2 separate regions of the Homo sapiens genome follow, and region 1 is linked to region 2. Evidence: chromatin loops called from intact Hi-C (ENCODE). Cell type or tissue: CD4-positive, alpha-beta T cell. All regions are shown on one strand. Each heading gives the region's core, and the rest is flanking DNA. Links, peaks and the distances in the headings are about the cores only. Region 1 overlaps FHOD1 (formin homology 2 domain containing 1). Region 2 holds the start of TRADD (TNFRSF1A associated via death domain).

What was found. Hi-C counts contacts between places; a loop is a spot of excess contacts. Peaks named below come from ENCODE experiments on the same cell type or tissue, not always from the same donor. Only the 100,000 strongest peaks of a DNase experiment are listed, where the experiment ranks them.
Region 1: it touches region 2 in a loop (17-fold over the local background); 7 of 110 quality-filtered maps call a loop at or near these places.

The regions. Positions count from the first base shown.
Region 1 is chr16:67,241,813-67,247,173 of GRCh38, forward strand. The region is part of intron 1 of FHOD1 (formin homology 2 domain containing 1); the gene reads right to left. Among named protein-coding and RNA genes, the nearest start is that of FHOD1, 3.0 kb to the right of the region's middle. RefSeq lists enhancers at 1-456, 457-1,129, 2,372-2,611, 2,862-2,911, 3,022-3,071 and 1 more and a silencer at 4,607-4,706. In CD4-positive, alpha-beta T cell, for the core only: no CTCF peak of the experiment used is centred there; DNase peaks (open chromatin) are centred at 2,719, 3,109 and 4,909; H3K4me3 peaks cover 934 bases; H3K27ac peaks cover 2,855 bases.
Region 2 is chr16:67,156,531-67,161,891 of GRCh38, forward strand. It overlaps TRADD (TNFRSF1A associated via death domain), which reads right to left and starts at 3,379. Exons shown (of 5, transcript NM_003789.4): 1 at 3,308-3,379; 2 at 1-138. The coding sequence starts at 130. FBXL8 (F-box and leucine rich repeat protein 8) reads left to right here and starts at 3,427. Exons shown (of 3, transcript NM_018378.3): 1 at 3,427-3,526; 2 at 5,205-5,361. The coding sequence starts at 5,256. RefSeq lists enhancers at 2,548-2,807, 5,355-5,361 and silencers at 3,408-3,547, 4,568-4,657. In CD4-positive, alpha-beta T cell, for the core only: CTCF peaks have their summits at 3,684 (motif pointing left) and 3,892; DNase peaks (open chromatin) are centred at 2,001, 2,631, 3,391 and 4,501; H3K4me3 peaks cover 3,889 bases; H3K27ac peaks cover 3,766 bases; H3K27me3 peaks cover 268 bases.

The DNA.
Region 1 (5,361 bases), core at 67-5,066, 85 kb after region 2:
GCCAACACAGGCTGAAGCAGCACAGACCCAGAAAGGTCAGGCCCACCACGCTGTCCTGCCTCCTTGCATGCTGTAATCCCAAGAGAGCAGAGAATGTCCCTCTCCTTCCAGGACACCTGCATCCATTTGGGGAAGGGTCCTGAAGGTTAAATAGTCCACCTTCTTTTTTTTTTTGATATGGAGTCTTGCTCTGTCTCCCAAGTTGGAGTGTAGTGGCACAGTCTTGGCTCACTGCAACCTCTGCCTCCTGGGTTCAAGCAATTCTCCTACCTCAGCCTCCTGAGTAGCTAAGGTTACAGGCGTGCATCACCATGCCTGGCTAATTTTTGTATTTTTAGTAGAGACAGGGTTTCAGCATGTCATCCAGGCTGGTCTTGAACTCCTGACCTCAAGTGATCCACTTGCCTCTGCCTCTCAAAGTGCTGGGATTGTAGGTGTGAGCCACTGTGCCCGGCCAATGGTCCACATTCTCTAGCCTCCTCAGCCACTTCACCTGTCCAATCCTGCCAGGGCCCCATTTCTGGGGAGGAGGTCCAGGGAAACAGGTAGTCCAGTGCCTTCCAGGACAGTGTCTCCCCACCCCCAGCTGTCTGTCCTGGGTGGAAGTGTGGGGTGGTAGGCTAGAGTCAGGCAAGCAGCAAAGAGCAGGAGACTTCCTGCTAGCAGGATGGCACATGTCCCTCACACCCCGGCCCCTTCCTGGGGTCACCCTTCTGAGAGCCAAACCTCTGGGCCTTGTTTCTCACACCCTGGGGCTGGGCCAGGCCTGAATAAGCCCAAACCCTGGTCCTTGCTGACGGGGCTTAAGCTCAGCACGTAGTATGGGCCCACTTCCCTGACACCTTCTTGGCTCTTGTCTTCCTCACTTCTCTGGTCTCTGTCTTGGGGTGGAGTCTTTCCCCCATTCTTCCCAGGCTCAGCTTCTCACATTGGCCTCCAGCCCACTATACTCTTGACTTTCCAGGCTCAGGCTTTTCTGGCAGCCCAAAACCAACTGGTTATGTATGGTTTTATATGCAGGGTCAAGCCCAGGGGACCATGGCATCTACTTCTCTCTCTCTTTCTAGCTATCTATCTACCTATGTATAATATATAGATATAGATCTATAATATATAGATGTCTATAGATATTGATAATTTATATATATAGCTATGTATCTATTATATATATCTAGACATCTATTACATATATCTATTATATATTTTATAAATATACATTTTTCCCGCTTGTTTCTTTAGACTGTCTTACCCAATATTTTTAATAACAGTGTAATCAGGTAAGACTGAACATACCAGAGCAGGGTACAGGGAAGATGGAAAAGAGGCAGGATTATAGGCTGAAGGGCTTTCATTTTAGAAAATAATTGGTTAACTGCCTCTTTTGTCTCCTTTCCTATAAACACAGGACCCTGTGTTCTGAAGACCCTCCTTTCCTGTTATCGCAGGTCTCCAACTAGAGTGTGACTTCCTGAATGAGATGACAAGGATGGGCCTTGGGGAGGGAAATCCACTTTTGTTATCTTATGCTTCCTCTGTGCCAGGCACCGGACTGCCTCTTTTTTTTCTTTTCTTTTTTTTTTTAATAGAAATAGGGTCTCGCTATATCACCCACACTGTTCTTGAACTCCTGGCCTCAAGCAATCCTCTGGCCTTGGCTTCCCAAAGTGCTGAGATTACAGGCATGAGCCACCATGCCCAGCCTGAGCCGCCTATTTAATTTGATTCTACCAATAATCCTTTTACAGATAGGGAAACCAAGAATCAGAAAATCAGCGCATTGCCCCAGGGTGCACAGCCAGGAGCCAGGGCTAATTGACCAAATCTTGGGCGGATGGGCCCTGGAAATGCTCCAAGGAACCCTAGAGGGGAAGTGGAGTGAGGGCTGGGGCCAGAAGGATTGCCAAGAGCTGAAGACATCCTCTTAGTTTTCTGGACTCTGCAAATACCCCATACTGGTCCTCCCAGTTCCAGTAAGGGAACACCAATAGACACACGCACCCCATGCAAGTTAGGATAATAGTATCTACCTCTGCCAGGACCTAGGTGTCAGGGTCCCTCACCAGTCTGCAGCTCAGCCACTCTGTTCCAGAATGACCAGCAGATTGGATAGTCCAGCCCCAGGGGAGGCTAGGAGGAGACCAGGACTCATGCCCACACCTCAGTTTTCTACAGTCTCCCAAAGGCTCCTGAGATGTAAAAAGGCTAGAGTGGGTTGGGGTAGGGTCAGGAAACATTCCAGGACAGTGCCACCCCTGTCCTACTCTGATTTTTAGCCACAGCTAGGGAAACAAAGTTGCTAGTAATGACCAGATTTCTAGGGCTATCCCCACTGTCAGGAGGAGAGGGCTTTCCTGGCCTTTGCAGCAGGGTCAGAGAAGCACCCCAGATCCCCCTACCCGGAGCTCAGGGAGAAGTCAGTGCTATACCAGGTGTGGTAGGGCCTTGGGTATCGGAGAGGCTCCTGAGACACTTCCCAGAAGGGAGGGTAGAACTGGGAGGCTCTAGATTAGGAGATGAGATGCAAGGCCAGAGGGACACATTCTCCCCTCTGGCAAAGGCAGGTCTGGGCTGGGGGAATATTTTGGAGGGGAGGAAGGCACTCCTGAGTTCCCCCAGGGACACTAGGCCCGGCCCAAGACACTGTCAAGCTCCCTTCCACCAACCAGGGCCAGGAGATGAGTCAGAGGCTGTGGCCAGGAGCTTCCTCCTAGTCTAGGAGGAAATGAGCAAGGCTTTCTGAGATCTGAAAGCTCTTTAAAAAGGAAGCCCCCAGGGGAACTCTAGGGGCTAGGCTCGGCCCAATGGGGTGTGTGGGTGGAGTCCCAGGGAGAAAGCAGGCTGGCCTCTGTACATCCCCAGGGAGGGGGGTCATCTGCTGGGATGATCAGGGCCAGTACCCGGGGCCAGTACCCAGAGGAGGACAGAGGCCACTTGGCTGTGTCCTGTCCTCTGCTGGACAACTGTACATAGGACGAAGCAATGAGTAAAGAACCCCTTCCTCTTATTTCTGCCCTACAGCTTGGGACAGGGATGCCCTGGTTTCTGGGCCACCTCTTCCCTCTAGAGGGCCAGCAAGACAGGCCTGAGTCATGTCTGTGACTCTGGGGCACCCACTTATAGGACTACGGGAGGAACCAGCTGTTGACATTTCCTGCAAGGAGGGGCCCTGCTCCCCCTTGCTCAGCTCTCTGATGTCCCTGTCTCTGCCCTATTCTCAGCCCCTCTTCCTCCAGCCTTCTATTCTGGGGCTGTGGTCATAGTTTATATTTGGGTTGAGCACATCACAGTGCATCTGACCATTCCTGGCAGAGTTGCTAGCCCCAGGGAATCCTGGCTTCTGGCATTGTGGTAACCTAGTGTGCCACCTCCATATCCCTGTGGGGGAGGGAAGGCAGTCCTCAGGTACTCCAGGTGGGAGAACATGAAATCGGGGAGACCAGGAAGGACTGCATTGGGGATGAGGAACTTATATTCTTCACCGGAGCTCAGTAGTGTCCTCAGCTAAGGAGCAGGGAACACAGGGCAGAGCACCTGGTAGGGTTGGGTGGGGACACGGGTCCCATGAGAGGGAGATAGAAGGAGTGGTTCTGAGCCTCTTTCTTGCAGCTGACTTCCCAGGCTTGCCCCCAGCTGGGAAGAGGTGTGTCAAGGGGCTGGGCATGGTGGCTCAAGCCTTAATCCCAGCACTTTGGGAGGCTTAGGCAGGCAGATCACCTGAGGTCAGGAGTTTGAGACCAGGCTGGCCAACACGGAGAAACCCTGTCCCTACTAAAAATACAAAAATTACCTGAGTATGGTGGCGCACACCTGTAATCCCAGCTATTTGGAAGGCTGAGGCACGAGAATTGCTAGAACCCGGGAGGTGGAGGTTGCAGTGAGCCAAGATAGCCCCACTGTACTCCAGCCTGGGAGACAGAGCCAGAATCCGTCTTAAAAAAAAAAAAATCGGGGGGGTGGTGTCAGGGCTAGGTCCAATCCTTGAGTTGCAGGATGAGAGGAATACAATATATTCTCTAGTGCCCCACCCTTATTTCAGGATCCGGACTTTAGGAGCCTGGAAGCGGGAACCAGTCTTAGTTCAGCACTCCTGTCTTCCCAGCCCCCATCCTGAATGGGAGGTGGCCTCCAGCTGCACACGCTTCTTCCAGGCACACCTCAATTTGCCCCTCTGAATAGGGCAAGAGAAGCGGGGGCTGAGTCAAAACTGGCGGTGAGCAGTGTCCTGCATCCTTCCAGCCATGGCCTTGAAGCCGGGGTTCTGGCCTGGACACGTGCCACTCTCCAGGCCAATAGTCTCACCACCCCTCCCGCCAGCGCTCAGAGGCGGGGCTGGCCGCAGCGCGAGGAATGCGGGCTGGGGGCCCGGGGCACATTCCAGGGAAGACCCCAGGCCCAAGGGGCAAGTTTACGCAACTCGCCGCCCAGCTGAGGCTGGGAGCAGGGGAGGGCACCCACCCCGACTCTCTCTCCTCTTCTCCAGCACTGGAGGCGGCCGGGCTGGTGGGGAGCTTGTGGAGGTGGTAGTGCGCCTCCCAGAGTCCTGGCCCGGAAACAGCGCGCCGGAAAGGGCTGCCTGCGGGGGGCTGACGGCGGCGAGAGGGAGGGGAGAGGAGGTAGGCTGGCCATCTGGAAAAGGGCCTCTTTCCGCACTGTGCACAAGTCCGCTTCGGGGCGGCAGCAAAGTAGGGCAGGCCGGCTGTTTAAAATTAGTCCGGCCCTCCCTCTCACTTTCAGGCGCGGGCCGATGGGCGGCGAGTGTCCGGGGGTGGGGGCGGGAGCGGTGACTCAAAGGGCTTTTACACCCGTGCAGCCTCCTGCGCTCTGCGGATCCCGGGCCAGACCGCTTCGCGGGGACTCCCCTCACCCCGTGAAGTCTCTCCTCGGCCGGCACTCCCATACTCCCATTGACCTACAGGGTCAAGCCCCAATCCAGCTTCCTGACACCGCAGGAAACCTCTGCCACCTCTAGTAGTCCGCCTCGGGCCCGCCCCTCCTCGTGGTCCCGCCCCCACCTCACCTGAAGCAGGTGGAAGCTGGTCCCTCCCCAGCTCCGCCTCCAGGGTCCGCTACAGCCCAAGCGGCTACCGTCACTCTGACCAGGGAAGCCACCCTGGCAGACCGACGGCGAGTGGAACTCGAGCACCTCCCCAGGTGCGCCTAATTCGAAGGGCAGTCAGAATGGCGGAGCCAAGTTCCTGGCACCCCTCTTCAGTTTCCCCTCAACTTGAGAGGGGACTCCCCCGCAGGCGGGGCAGAGTGGACCCTGGGACCCCAGCCCAAGACTTTTCCGGAGAAGAACACTCGCTCCAGCCTCTTCCCGCGGAGCACCTCCCACCAGTTTTCATGGCGCCCACCCTGAAC
Region 2 (5,361 bases), core at 77-5,076:
CCCTGTACACTGCCACCTTCTGCTGGGGGTGCGCGTAGGCATCCGACAGGACCACCTTGTCCAGCGAGGACTCCACAAACAGGTATGCGCTGCCCACCCACTCTTCGTGCCCATTTTGCCCAGCTGCCATCTCACCTCCTGGAGATGCAGACAGTCAGGTATCCAGTTCATCCCCCCTCCCTCCACCCTGGAGACAACTACCCAGCCCCACGTGGTTCAGCTGTCCCCACCACAGTAGCCTCAAGTCCCACATGGTTCAGTTGTCCCCACCACTGGTTGGCATACTTGGGACAGGAGTTCACCATCTCACAGGAAGCCCCTTGAGCTCCTGGCTCTGTACAGAGTCCCACCCGCCCCAGGCTTGCAGTGAGGACTGTCCCTCCACTGCCTTCTTGGAGAAAGAGCCCAAGGTCACAGTGGAGGGGGAGCAGAGGCAGATCCTGCAATGGGGCTTCTCTGCTTCCTTCTCAGGCCTGTGTGTCTCTCTTACCAATGCGGACAAGAGACATCTTCATTCTGGATGGTGCCCATGCCCCAAAGCCAACCAGACCCATATCCTGGCCTTGCCTTCTGAGTAGACTTGAGCCCAGCATTTCTGGAGGACCTCAGCCTAAGACTAAACCTCCTGTCTTCACTTCGAAGGGCACCTGTAGTTTGCATCTACCCAGATTCTCTCCCCAAGCCTGACTTACCTTTGGGGACTTCCCTCCTCCCTCTTCTCAATCCATGTGCCTGTGTCCCACTCCCTAGTTCCAGGTCGGGCTTGTGTACCAGACCTGGCCAATCTGCATATTCCATTCACATTTCTGCAGTGATTAGTTCAGGGCGGGGTATAGGACTTAAGTTGGACCCATGAGAATCAACGCTGCGACTCTGGTTGAGCCAATAGGAAAGAGGCACTACTTTCCCTTCCCTTGGGGCTGAACTGGAAGGAAAAGGTAGCTCTCCTTTAGCACTGCTTGGGAAGAGCCTGGCTGGGAATGAAGCTGACACAGAAAGAAAGAGTCAAGAGATGGAGAAGTGCATTCCTAAGCATACTAGGCCCCTGGATCCAGCCGTCCCTGAAGCCATTGCACACTGGACTTTTCAGTTATGTGAGCTAAATAATTCCTTTTTGTTATAAAGCCCTTGGAGTTCGGCTCCAGTCATTTCCAACACAAATTGCTCTATTCCTTCCCTGTCCAGAAAAAGCCAGGGCCCCTTGGTGCTAGTATAGTATCTCCTTCCTCCATCTTCTGACAAAAACCTAGCTCTGGACCAGCGGGGGCAAAATTCCCAGCCAAGGAACCACTGCACTGACCTACAGCTCAATGGTCTCCCAGTTACTACCCCGTGAGACAGCAAGTAGAAAACTGCCTCCTCTTTCTCCCCACCTCACCCTTTTCCTACCCACCCTTTTCCTATAATCATGGGCTCAAGGCCCTACCTCCTGCCCCATCAGTCACACTCCTGTACTCTCATCAGGGTTTATATATGGTGGGCTAAGAGGAGTGTTGAGTGTTAGCTATGGGGCAGGACAGATGGGGTGGCCCAGCTGCCATCTGTTTACATGAGGAACAGGAAGCTGTCCTCCTGCCCTGGCCTCCCAAAGTGCTGCGATTACAGGAGTAAGGCACTACTCTCGACCTTTGTTTTTTCAATTGTCTTGTTTTTGAGACAGGGTCTTGCTCTGTCACCCAGGCTGGAGTGCAGTGGCACTATCGCAGCTCACTGCAGCCTTGACCTTCCCAGCTCAAGCAACCCTCTCACCTCAACCTTTCAAGTAGCTGGGACTTTAGGCACACGCCGCCATGCCTGGCTAGTTTTTGTATTTTTAGTAGAGATGGAGTTTCACCATGTTGCCCAGGCTGGTCTCAAACTCCTGGGCTCAAGCGATCTGCCCACCTCAGCTTCCCAAAGTGCTGGGTTACAGGTGTGAGGCACCACACCCAGCCTTCTAATCTTTTCATAGAAAACATTAATACTTGTGTACTTACGCCAAACCACAGTCTGGATAGTAACAGGAAGTTTGCATTTTGTTTATCTCTGGGCAGGATGAAGGAAGGTAGGTGGGGGTGGGGAAGGATTGTGGGTGATTTTTATTTTCTTTGTATTTAGCAATATTTTCTGCTTTATGTGAAGTAGACATATTTTCTTTGTATTAAAAGAGCAAAATAAATTTGTTTTCTTTAAAAGCAAAACAAGAAAAAACAGGAAACTCTGCAGGTGACAAGTGGGTCCATAATAGGGAGCCAGCCACGGAGGTGAGATAAGGGGGGAGTCCTTCGAAAGTGGCCTGGGGAGTAGGAGAGAGTGGGAACTTCCCCTGGAAACATTCCCTCTTTCATGTCTTTCTGGCCCCTTGACTTGAGAGTGCTTGACTTGGTTATGGTCCCACCCCAAGGGGTGGAAGTGGGGACCGAACAGGACCATTGTCTGCCCATCAGGTCTGTGGGGGTCGAGGGGGAGGTGGGGAGTACTGGGAACCTGGAGACTGGGGATGCTTTCTCACACTCACTAGTACTAGAAGATGGGGAAGGTGAACCAGGCTGGAGGTCGAGTTAACAGGGTAAAGAGGCCAGGGCCCTAGTTTCGCATCCGCCGACTGGCAGCTCTTCTTACGTGTTCTTTCACGGAAGCCCCTCCTTGGGAAGCCCCGCGCCCCACCCACCAGGAGTCGTCCCTTTTTGGGCGGGGCTGAGGCTTCCAGGCTGGGTCCTGAGAAAGTTTGGTGGCCGGAGACTGTGGGGCGCTTAGGTACCGACCTAACAACTTCTGCGCCTGTTTCCAGGGACGAGCCACGCACGGTGCCCCCTGAACACCTAACAGTCCCGGGGGCAGCCCCACCTCTGGCTGGGTGGACAGAGACAGCCTGTGGGCGTGGCCCAGAACTGAAAGCCTGTGACTCCTTGCGACCCGCCGGGCACACCCCCTACTCAGCTACGCAGCTCCCGAGCGCTTGAGGGGAGCTTCCCAGGCTCCCACTAGCCCACCCTCAAGCTGGGGTTTCGCACGTGCGATCGGCTGGGGTGGGCAAGGGGGTCTCCGCTCAAGGAAAGTATTCAGAACCAGCCCCTTCTCCCCCACCCTCTCTCCTGCAGGGCCCTACTGCACCTCGAAAGTGCTGGCAGGGACGAGGAGCCTGCGGGGGCCAAATTCCGTACCGTCCCCCGCCTCCCACGGTGTTCGAACAGCTCAGTAGACCGCCGCCACCAGCTGGCTGGAGCAGCCGCCGGTGACATCTGCGCCGCGCCCACGCTTCGGAGCCAAGATCCACCTCCTCTCCCGCCCGCACCGGGGAGCCCACCCACCCACCTGCTGCACTAACCTGGCCGCCTCGGCGGGGCCTGGGTTCCCACGCCCGCCAGGCTCCGCTCTACTCCGCCGCTTCCGGGTGTGCGCGGAGGCGCTGGGGCGGTGCCCTAGCCCGAGCCGCCCCGTCCGCCCGCGCGTCCCGCCCCGCGGGCTCCCGGTGGCTGCTTCCCGTCCGCTGTCCTCTGCTGCCAGTCCCCTGCCCCGGGCAAAGCCCATCTGGTCCGCCGAGCAGGTAAGACACCAGCGCCCAAGGTTAGACGGCAGGAAGACCCGACTTTGGGGGTTTGCGATTCTTACGAGGCGGGGGGCTCGTAAGAGCTACAGCTGCCAGACTTCGGTAAATCAAGGGGGCGCCCCCTGGAGACCAGAATTTTCTGGTACCCCTGGGGATCCGGCTTCAAGATCGCTGCTACCAGTGGGCACTCAAAACGGGGTGCCCATGGGTCCCAGGTACAAGCCCGGCCGAACGTATCTGAAGCCCCAGGAAACACGTGGCACAAATTCCGGGAGAAACTGTTAGCCCGGAAGATATGGGAACATTAACTGGCGAGTAGTGTGAAGCCTTGTGTACACAAACCTTTAAGAACCTTAAAACAAGATTGGCGGCCGGGCGCGGTGGCTCACGCCTGTAATCCCAGCACTTTGGAAGGCCGAGGCAGGTGGATCACCTGAGGTCAGGAGTTTGAGACCAGCCTGGCCAATATGGTGAAACCCCGTCTCTACTAAAAATACAAAAATTAGCCCGGCGAGGTGGCGCGCGCCTGGAGTCCCAGCTACTCGGGAGGCTGAGGCAGAAGAATCGCTTGAACCCGCGAGGCGGAGTTTGCAGTGAGCCGAGATCTCGCCACTGCACTCCAGCCTGGGCGACACAGCTAGATTCCGTCTCAAAACAAAACAAAACAAAAACAAACAGGATTGGCAACTTCAAAGAGGACGCACACTTTCCAGTAACCCATCCCCCTCTAAAGGCTGCGCTCCAGGGTGGGTCTGCGGAGTTCCAGCCGAACCCAAATTGCTCAGCGGGAGCCAGGGCTGCTCAGGGGTCGGAACTTAAATCTTGAGCCCCTCAGGCCCCAGAACCGTCAGGTCCCAGAGACCCAAGTTTTTTTTCATCCAGTGGGGCTGTCTTAGGAAGCACCCGGGACATCTCCCCGGCGAGGCGGAGGCGGGGAAGGAGCCTCCCCTCCAGGGGTGGATCCAGCTTTGCCCCGCCCACGCCTCGCTTCCTGATTGGCTCATGGTCCCTGACAAAGAAAAGCCTACATTAACGCTCCCGCCTTATTAACCCTGTAGTCACTTTCTACTAACCGGCGGGGTTAAGATGGGGTTTCTCAGGCCGGGCGCGGTGGCTCATGCCCGTAATCCCAGCACTTTGGGAGGCCCAGGCGGGCCGATCGCTTGAGCCTAGGAGTTCGAGGTCAGTCTGGGCAACAAAGCGAGACCTCGTCTCTGCAACAAAATTACAAAAATTAGCCAGGCGTGGTGGCGTGCCCCTGTAGTCCCAGCTACTCGGGAGGCTGAGGTGGGAGGATTGCTTGAGCCCGGGAGACTGAGGGTGCAGTGAGTTGTGATTGCGCCACTGCACTCCAGCCTGGGTAAAGAGCGAGACCCTGTCTCAAAAAAAAAGAAAAAAAAAAAAAAAAGTGGGAGGGGAGTTCTCAACGTGGAACCTGTGGAGTCACAGGGGCTTGTTGAAATGCAGATTCCTGGGCCTTACCCTTTCCGGAGAGCCTGATTTAGTAGGTGAGGCGGTGAAATCTGCTTTGTGAACAAGTTTCGGGGTTATCTGATGCCCCACGCTGTCTGAGAGGCCCTCAGTTCCTCAGGCCACAAGCATTTGTACACCTAAGCTCGGTCTTCCTGCAACACTTTGCGCCTTCCCGACCTCAGAGACGTCCGTCTCTCTCCAGGCCGGAGCTATTGGGAGTGGCGGATCCTCCCACCCCAGCCGGATCTGGGCCATGGCCGAGCCTGGAGAGGGACTGCCAGAGGAGGTGCTGGCACTCATCTTCCGCCACCTGTCCCTGAGAGACCGTGCTGCCGCCGCCAGGGTCTGCAGGGCCTGGG